2 separate regions of the Homo sapiens genome follow, and region 2 is linked to region 1. Evidence: read pairs that join two places in POLR2A ChIA-PET (ENCODE). Cell type or tissue: OCI-LY7. All regions are shown on one strand.

The links. ChIA-PET counts read pairs that join two places held together with the same protein. Peaks named below come from ENCODE experiments on the same cell type or tissue, not always from the same donor. Only the 100,000 strongest peaks of a DNase experiment are listed, where the experiment ranks them.
Region 2: POLR2A ChIA-PET joins it to region 1 with 5 read pairs; 1 of 35 experiments calls an interaction of 5 or more read pairs at or near these places.

The regions. Positions count from the first base shown.
Region 1 is chr2:23,859,146-23,864,145 of GRCh38, forward strand. ATAD2B (ATPase family AAA domain containing 2B) reads right to left here. Exons shown (of 28, transcript NM_017552.4): 12 at 4,236-4,410. Among named protein-coding and RNA genes, the nearest start is that of ATAD2B, 65 kb to the right of the region's middle. RefSeq lists a silencer at 961-1,161. In OCI-LY7, no CTCF peak of the experiment used is centred here; DNase peaks (open chromatin) are centred at 2,986 and 4,046; H3K4me3 peaks cover 1,397 bases.
Region 2 is chr2:25,292,547-25,297,546 of GRCh38, forward strand. The region is part of intron 3 of DNMT3A (DNA methyltransferase 3 alpha); the gene reads right to left. Among named protein-coding and RNA genes, the nearest start is that of MIR1301, 34 kb to the right of the region's middle. RefSeq lists enhancers at 2,132-2,251, 2,708-3,229, 4,216-4,717 and a silencer at 2,534-2,828. In OCI-LY7, a CTCF peak has its summit at 1,951; DNase peaks (open chromatin) are centred at 2,305 and 2,805; H3K4me3 peaks cover 1,599 bases; H3K27ac peaks cover 2,069 bases.

The DNA.
Region 1 (5,000 bases):
AAAGAATGTTATCTCATTTTATTTTCAATTCTTATTTATAAGATGGATACATTATATATCCATAAAAGTCATTTATATTGCTTTTCCTATGCTGCCCATTACTTCACAAGATCACTAGTCTTTTGCTTAGTGAGTTCTAGAAGCTACTTATTTATTTATTTATTTATTTATTTTGAATTTTTGAGACAAGGTCTCACTCTCTCACCCAGGCTGGAGTGCAGTGACATAATCACAGCTCACCTCAGCCTCCACCCACCAGCTCAATCAATTCTCCCGCCTCAGCCACCTAAGTAGCTAGGACTACAGGTCCATGCCAACACACTTGGCTAATTTTTGTATTTTTATAGAGGCAGGGTTTCACCACGTTGCCCAGGCTTATTTATTTATTTTAAAGGTGAATGCTCTGTCTGTAATAGGAAATGCAAATATTTTTCTGCAAAGAGTATCATTTATCTTTTGAATTAGTATTGCTATGGTTTGAGTTTGTCCCCTCCAAAACTCATGTTGAAATTTAATTGCCGGCCGGGCTTGGTGGCTCATGCCTGTAATCCCAGCACTTTGGGAGGTCGAGACAGGCGGATCTCTTGAGGTCAGAAGTTCGAGACCAGCCTGGTCAACATGGTGAAACGCCGTCTCTACTAAAAACACAAAAATTAGCCACGCGTGGCGGGGGGGGCACCTGTAATCCCAGCTACTCGGGAGGCTGAGGCATGAGAATCGCTTGAACCCGGGAGACAGAAGTTGCTGTGAGCCGAGATTGTGCCACTGCACTCCAGCCTGGGTGACAGAGCGAGACTCAGCCTCAAAAAAAAAAAAAGAAATTTAATTGTCATTGTGACAGGTATTGGGAGGTAGGACCTTTAAAAAGTGTGTAGGTCTTGAGGCCTCCACCCTCATAAATAGACTAATGTGGCTGACATCTAAGGAGTAGATTTATTATTGTGATAGTGGGTTTGCCCCCATCTTGTGCATTCTCTCTCTCTCTCTTTGCCCTTCTGCTATGGATGCTGTCTTCTGTCATGTTATGACACAGCAAGAAGGCACTGACCAGATGCCTTGATTTTGGACTTCCTCGTCTCCAGAACTATGAGTCAGTAAATTTCTGTTCATTCTAAATTACACAGTCTGTGATCTTCTGTTCTAACGGCACAAAACAAAAATATGTATTTTGTTGCCATGCAGAATCTTAAAATTTCTTTTATGTGCTAGATCTTTCCTTACATAGTTAGACCTCCCTACTCTGAGATCATAAACAAAATTCTCCCATGTTTTCATCTGGTACATTTGCAGTGTCATTTTTCTCACTTAAGTATTAGATCTAGAAAGAATCTGATTTAAGATGAATGAATATTAGATAACAAATGAGAAGTTTTTATCATATAATTTACTCAAATTTATGTAGCTTATGTTTCAAAATTAAAGGAAACTCTCAGTTCACAGGAAGGTCAGTTTACTAAGGAAGAGAGATGAATTTTCCATTTCTCCTGAGTGATATGCACTAAACTTTAATGTTTCCTAATAATTTGAAATGAAAGACAATTCAGGCTGAGCATGGTAACTCACGCCTGTAATCCCAGCACTTTGGGAAGCCAAGGCAGGTGGATCACCTGAGGTCAGGAGTTCCAGACTAGCCTGGCCAACATGGTGAAACCCTGTCTGTACTAAAAATACAAAAATTAGCTGGACATGGTGGCAGGTGCCCATAATCCCAGCTACTTGGGAGACTAAGGCAGGAGAATCACCTGAACCCAGGAGGTGGAGGTTGCAGTGAGCCAAGATCACGCCATTGCACTCCAGCCCGGGCGACAAAAGCGAAACTCCATATCAAATAAATAAATAAATAAATAATTCAACTACAAGATAGGGGTTTTGGGGAAAAAAAGTTAAAAGAACTGGAATTATGGCCCAGTGCAGTGGCTCACACCTGTAATCCCAGTGCTTTGGGAGTGTTGATCACTATTTTTATATACATGAAACAAACAACTGTTGTTGTTGTTTTTTTCCTTTTTTTTTTTTTTTATAACTACACCCTCACAGTATTGCAAAAAGGAGGTAGGGCATATTACGTGCCAGTCACTGTGATAAATATTTTGTGTCTTCTCAGTGAAATCTCATAACAGTCTAGTAAGATAGGTATTCTTTCTACCATTGCACAAAAAAGGCTACTAAAGATTAAATGTTTTGATTTACTTAATGTTATATTCAATGGTAAAGATAGATACAAACATTTTTCTGACATAGAAGGCCACTCTCTTAGCCAATACACTGTAGTGCCTTCATTTCATTTAGTGCATAGACCATATCCTTAACTTAGGAATGCAGAATCTTTCATTAAAAAAAAAAAAAAAAATCAGGATTACCAGCAATTTTCTTAAAAAATACAGCAAACATTTCAACTATTCCTCCCACCAAGAAAACTATGAAACAGAAATAAAATAAATTTAGACAAAAGGAGTAGCATGATTTATGCTATGGTTTTAAATAAAACTAAGAGGCATCCCTAGCCCAAGTATGAAATGGCTACAAAAGTATAACTTTAAAATTTTTAAATTAAATCATTGAATAATATGCCAGCATTGCCAAGCCAATTCTTCCTTCATCTATAAATGTTTATATTTTTATTGTTTGATTATTAATGAATTCTCTTGAAGCATTCAGACTGCATGTTTGACTCGCCATTAGACACTGGACACGTTCAAGGTAAAAATCTTACCTACTCCTTTTTCTAAATCTAGCAGTTTTTGATACTATTAATAATTTTAAAATAGTACTGGGCCAGACACAGAGGCTCATGCCTATAATCCCAACACTTTGGGAGGCCAAGGCGGGAGGATAGCTGAAGGCCAGGACTTCAAGACCAGCCTAGGCAACACCTTGGGACCCTGTCTTTCCAAAAAGTTGAAAATTAGGCAAGTGTGGTAGTGCACACCTGTAGTTCTACCTAGAGAGGCCAAGGCCGGAAGATCACTTGAGTCCAGGAGTTTGAGGTTGCAGTGAACTATAATCACATCACTGCACTCCAGCCTGGGTGACAGAGCGTGACCCTTTCAAAAAAAAAAAAAAAATTGTGAAGTACTTTACCAATTACAAAGGACTTTCACACACACCATCTCAGTAATGGGTGCTCAAAGCTTGAAGTTATTTTTTATTTCACGTGAATTTCCTCAGACATAATCAAATATATGCTGCATTGCCAAATATGAACAGCATCCTTCACTAACTCAAACAATCAAAAGTGAATTTATATTTGGACTGGTTTTTTTTTTTTTTTTTTTTTTTTTGAGAGACAGAGTCTCACTCTATTGCCCAGACTGTAGTACAGTGGTGTCATAATCGCTCACTGCAGCCTTGAACTCCGGGGCTCATGCAATCCATCTGCCTTGGCCTCTTAAAATATCGGGATTACAGGCGTCAGCCACTGTGCCCAGCTGGAATAATTCTTAAAACGTATAGGAAATAATATCTTTAAAGTTTTTGTTACAAATAAATAGTAGACATAGTCCACATGATATTTATTCACCCTGCTCTGCCTTTTAAAAGCATTCACTCATGTCTGAATTCTTCTAGTACCGTATTTACAGCTCATGAAAATAACACACTACTTTGTGAGATTTCTTGCACAGATACTTAAGTTTTTATGCCTGTTGTAGTTCCCCAATGGATTATAATCTAGCAATATATATGTTATATCCTGTGTTGTCTAAAGCACCTAACATGGTATTATATACCTCGCAGCCACCTCAATAAATGTTTTATGAGCCATCATAAATATTCAAAAGTACTAGTGAAACTGCCATTAAATGCCTCTAAGGCATACAATCACAGATTACTAATCCTGAATATAACATATTGGATGGAAAATATGCTTCCTCATAAACAGTTTGTATTTGCAGATTAAACGTATTAAATATTCTAAAGAAAATATTCTCAGCAGGCAGATTGCTTGAGCCCAGGAGTTCGAGACCAGCTGGCCAACGTGGTGAAATCCCACCTCTATAAAAAATACAAAAATCAGCCAGGCGTGGTGATGCACACCTGTAGTTCAGGCTACTGGGGCAAGGACTGATGCAGGAGAATTGCTAGAGCCCTGGATGTCAAGACAGTAGTGAGACGAGATCACGCTATTGCACTCACTCCAGCCTGGGTAACAGAGAGAGGCCCTGTCTCAAAAAAACAAAGAAAGAAAAGAACAGAACAGAACAGAAAAGACTCTTGAATTAGATGATTTCTCTTACCTGATCAAAAAGAAGCCTAAGTTGCCTTTCAGATTCACCAACCCACTTGCTCAAACAATCTGCTCCTTTTCGCATAAAAAAAGCCACTTTTTTGTCTCCTTGGCTGCATTCATTAGCTAATGCTCTGGCAACCAAGGTTTTACCTGTGCCAGGAGGGCCATAAAACAAACAGCCCCTAGAAGAATAAAAAAATCAAGAAGTGTAAATTATATTATCATCACTGCTGATAACCAATTTTAAAAAATGTCCCCCCCTTCCATATAATTTTGTATTGAAGTATAATTATTAGACATTGATAAAGCTTTTTCCAGGATATAGACAAAAGTTTTACTTTGCTAAGTCCTTAAATCACCAAGCTTTGGCAGACAAGAAATAAAGTACAGAGTAATTTGGCAAGATATATAGAAATTTTAAATGTGTTTCCCAATGACCCAGAAATTTCACATCTTTAGAATAAATAATGTAGAAATACTCAAAAGGAATGATAGATAGATTCAAATGACTCTTTAATAAGATTTTCCATATCCTTAAAAACGTGAAAAATAAATTAGAACAAAATCTGAATAAAAAGTGCCTCCTTAAAGAAAACAGACATTTATCAGTTTAAATCTAACAGCCTATATGTGTATCTTCTGAATATTCTTTTTTTTTTTTTCTGAGACGGAATCCTCACTGTCACCCAGGCGCAATCTCGGCTCACTACAACCTCCGCTTCCTGGGTTCAACTGATTCTCATGCCTCAGCCTCCCGAGTAGCTGGGATTAC
Region 2 (5,000 bases), 1.4 Mb after region 1:
GGGTGTCCTCCCTCTGCCCCCCAGCTGTGCTGTGCTCAGCCCGCCGCACCCGACATGATTTCATAGCCTTAATCACATCCTCTGCCTTTGTCTCTGCAGACTGGGGAGTCCTAATCTCTTTAGCCTGTCCTCTCTTGGCAGCCTTGCCTTCCCCTTGATCAATTTAGTGCCCTTCTCTGGAGCTTTTCCAACTCGCTTATGTCTTTCTTGAGGTAGGAGAACCAAAATGTACAAAATTCTCTAGGTGGGGATGATGAAAGAAAGCCCATGTCAACAGCTCTCCTCCAATGGGTGTGCCGGCGCGTACCTGCAACAGGAGGAACAATGCAGGTGGAGCCCGGGCCCTAGAAAAGCTCATGGGGCCCCAGGAAGGCCACCAAGGCCAGGACCTGTGGGAATGAATGACTCGCTGAAGGTGGCCCTGGGATGTGGAGAGATGAAAATAAACAGAGGGATTATTTTTGGAAAAAAAAAAAAAGGAGATTCTGAGATTCTACTTAAATGCTCCCCAAGTAAGACCAGCTATGTAAGGTGGCCTTGACAGGGGCCCCTTCCCCATCTGCTCCCTTCCAGAAGCCTTGTCTCTGACAACAACGCTGATGCTGTCCCTGTTGTGCCATTGCTAGGGCTTCCTTTCACCCCTTCCTCTCCAGCGTTCCCAGGGCCAGCAGCATAGGCTTGGCCAATTCTGCCCCGCCACTGCCACCCCCCACAGGCCCTGGGACTTTGCTGGCGCCCCTGCCCCCTCCCCTCTCCCAGCATGTGCTCATGCTCAGGGATGAACGCCATGCTCATGGGTGCCAGAGCCAATTTCTCAAACACGACTCCCATCACGTCATATCCGCCTCCTCACAACCTTCCAGATAACACATTTTTCAGAGAGGATAAAGAGTAAAAGCCCCTCAGGCTGCCTGCAAACTACCTTTCCAATCAAGATTGAGAAGATTTTTCTTCTTTCTTTGAGACAGGGTTTTGCTCTGTCACCCAGCTGGAGTGCAGTGACACAATTATGGCTCACTGCAGCCTCAACCTCCCGGGGTCAAGAGATCCTCCTGCCTTAGCCTCCCAAGTAGCTGCGACCACAGGTGTACCACCATACCCAGCTACTATTTATTATATATATATATAAAAATTTATTTTTTTGAGACAGAGTCTCCCTCTGTAGCCCAGGCTGGAGTGCAGTGGCACAATCTCGGCTCACTGCAACCTCTGCCTGCCCAGGTTCAAGCGATTCTCGTGCCTCAGCCTCCTGGGCAGCTGGGACCACAGGTATGTGCCACCACATTCGGCTTTTTTCTATTTTTAGTAGAGATGGGGTTTTGCCATGTTGGCCAGGCTGGTCTCGAATTCCTGGCCTCAAGTGATCCACCTGCCTCAGCCTCTCAAAGTGGTGGGATTACAGGTGTGAGCCATTGCACCCAGCCCCGTATACATTTTTCAATGAATCCCTAGTCCCCTCAGCCAGGCCTGTGCCTGTGTGCTCATGGCCCCTGCCTTTGGGCCTCCCCACACTCACCCTGCCCTGCATGCCTTCCTTCCTCCACACCCAGCTCAGCTGGGGTCGGGGGTGCCTCTCACTTTCCCCTTGACTTCTCCAAATGTCACCTCCCTTCTAAGGCCCAGGTCAAGCCCCACCTCCTCCATCTTCCCTGGCTTCCCCGGCATCCTTAGGAGTCCCACTGCACTTAAGTCCCCACCATGGGCTAGGCCCTTCCATGCAGCACTCCAGTAGCGGGCGTTGATTTCACCGCTCAGGTCGGGGAGTGGGTGGGTGGAGCTGCAAGGTTCATAACCATAGGCTCTACCTCACAAGCAGTGTGTCGGCCTGTCTTCCTCATGCCTTCCAAAACATGAGGAGACAGAGTGGGCAGCAGCGTGTACTGATGCAGGCTCGCAGGAAGAAAAGCCACCTCTAGGGGTGGGCCAAGGGCTGCAGCCCAGGAGTGGGAGACACGATGTCAGGAAGTTATATGCATAAAAGGTAGGGGCACCATATCACCCAGCCGAGGTCCGGAGGGTTAGCCCAGGAGCGGCTCTGATCTGAAAACAAGCAGGGCTGCTGAGCTCTGTCTTAACTTGGAGAAGAATCAAAGGTCCTATCAGGCTGGAAAGCTAGCCAGTGCTGCAAACCTCCAAGAGCTGCCATAAGCTGTACCTAGCTGACTTTTGCCTGCAGCAGAATGGTTCCCTGACTTCCCCATTTAGGTTACCCCAAGTCATCTGCTCTGAAGTGGGGCAGTTTGCCCTCTTGGACTGGCTCACTCCTGCGGTGTTGGAGGGTCAGCCCTAACACCAGCTTGGGCTCAGCTGAGCTCAGCACCAGCGCCCAGCCCCCTCCTCCTCCTCCCTCCCATTCTGGGTTATTCTTAGCAGGAGGTGACCTCAGAGTGCTCCCTCTGAGCAAAAATAACCCTGGAGGAAGTTGGTGGGTATAAATCGTCAATGAATAAATACGCATCGCTAGTAAATAGGGGATGGAGCCCCACAGGGCCACTCACCCCCCAGGGCCTTGTGGGCAAAGGCAGAAACTCTCCCTTCAGGGCTCCAACCGGAACCACCCATGAAGGACAAAGGCCTCTGCAGGACTGTCTGGGCTGGCAACCAGGCAGGAACCAGCCTCAGACACCCACACTTGTCACCCTGCAACATCCTTAGAGGCTGCCCCTTCCTCCCCACCTCACACCCACACACGGGCTCAGCTCCACGCACCAGCCCCCGCCTCCCTATCATGGGCACTGGCCAGCCCGCAGGCCCTGGCCCAGGTGCCAGCTCCCTTCCTAAGCCCCGCCCTGCCCTGCAGCTGACTTCCTGTTTCCTGTTGCCGGCTCTGACTGCAGCATCCTGGCTCTCTGGCCAGTGCTGCAGACAACTAGGCCGTTGCCGATTTTAAGCAGGCGCACCTCTTTGCCCTCAGCCCCCTGCAGCCTTCGGCACTTACACACAGGCTCCCTGGTATTTGTGTCAATAACTCTCTTCAGTTCCATTTTCTTTGTATGCTTTTTGGACCAGTTCCACACACTTTTTCCAGCAGCCCTGAATTCACATATTAACTGACAGAGAACCCCTGGGTAGGTACCCAGTAGCCAAACTGCACGGATGCAGTGATAAGGAGGAAAGAGCACCATAGGCTTTGCAGTTGGGAGGTGTGAAGTCCAAGTCCTGATCATCTTCTCTGAACCTCAGTCTCTTCTTCTGAATGTGGGGATAATGAAAGCGGTCCCCAACTACCTCACGCAGGTTTGTCAGCATCAAATAAGGTAACCCCTGTAAAACGCCTTTGTAGGCAGTAACATGCTGCATAACCATGAGCCTTTACTGCTGGTCTCTGTCCTCAGTGAGGCAGGCAAACTCAGTGTGGCACAGCTCAGCGACTATGCAATGGCGGTGCATTTTCAAACTGTCAGGGATGAAAGCTCAAGCTTTGGTTCCAGATTTTTAAATTCTCAGTGCACCAAGAAATGATACGGTTGTAAAATATAAAATCACAGCACGTGGATGTGGCAACATTGTCACACACACATAAAAGCTTCTGAATAGTTATACTCAGTTCTGTACCGACAGGTGACAACAAATGCTTCTCAAAGTGAGGTCTGCAGACCACTGCAGTCCCATGTGTGTGATCGGTGGGCTTGGAACTTGTCTTTATCAGTTCATTTTTATTAACTTTGGAGACAGTTGGAGAAGGGAAAGGCCAGTGTGGGTCACAGTGGCTGAACTGGGCTTCATTTTCAGGCTAGGTTCTACCGGGCTGTGGTGCTGGGGCAGGCGGAGAGAAGGCAGGCTGTGGAACTGTGTAAGGGGCGGGCAGGAGGAATGGCTGGCTAGTGTGTTTGGGGAGCAGTGAGAAGGTGAGGTTTCTGTGGCCAAAGGGGTGGCATCAGGCATAGCAGGGAAAGGAGTGGTCAGATGGTGAGGGGCTGGAATTCAGATCTTGTCCCCTAAAAAATGGAGTCCCGGGGGGTTCCTGAAGAAGGACGTGCCGGTGCTACATTTACTGTGATTATGTGTGGCCTCCTCTCTCCAGCACACTTGACTGAAATAGAAGGCATCTTCCTCTGGTGGCTTCCCGCACATGGTCAGTGCTCAGGAAGTGGAAAGTGTTTGTCGTGAAGGGAGCACACTGGCCTGGGCATGCAAGGGGCAGGTGGAGTCTGGTTTGGGTGAGGGCAATGCCAGGGGGCAGAAGGCACCCAGGGACAGATGCCTGTTGAAGGCCAAGACAGACAGTCCTTGGGGGCAAAAGGAGGAGAGAGCCCAGGATTTCTTGGGCTTGGGGGTGGGACCTGGTGAGGGCACTAGTGGGTATATCTGGACCCTCCCTGTCCAGCGCTGGCTGTGGAAGCTCACAGCCTCCAGCCAGGGTTTCATCTCTTACTTCCCAGTCCCCATCCCTGTCACACCTGTCAGGACCTGAGCCAAGCTCCTTCCCCAGGCTTAGCTGGATGACACACTCAGCTGCTTTAAAGCTCCCTGGCAAATCTATTCCCAGGGCCACAGCTGCAACAGGTCCTCAGAAGCCATCTCTCCTGTGCTCCTGCATGGGAGGGGAAGAGGCCAGGACCAGCACCTGCGACCACAAGGGCTGAGCCTTGGCTGCAGCAGGAATCCCCCAACATGGGCTCCCAGGAAGGGCCATGCTGGCTGCTGTCCTCGGGGTCAGTCTTTCTCGGTTCCTCCAATGTGCAAGGAGTTGCTTTCCCAACAGCTGACTTCCCAATCAGCTTCACCTTTACCATGCTCCTCCTCACCCTGGGCCTCTCCTGAGAGGCCAGGCGACGGCAGGTGTAACCTAGGACTTGGGCTAGAACACATCCAGACCACGAGGGGCACGGGATGCGCCCCGCCTCCCAGGGCTGCTGAGAGGCTGATGCTGGGCCCCCACCCCATAGGCCTGCACCCCAGCCTGGTGGACACTGGGCCCTGCAGTGGAACAGGTTTTTTACACAGCCAGCTCTGCATTGTTTTTTTTTTTTTTTTTTTTTGAGACAGAGTCTCGCTCT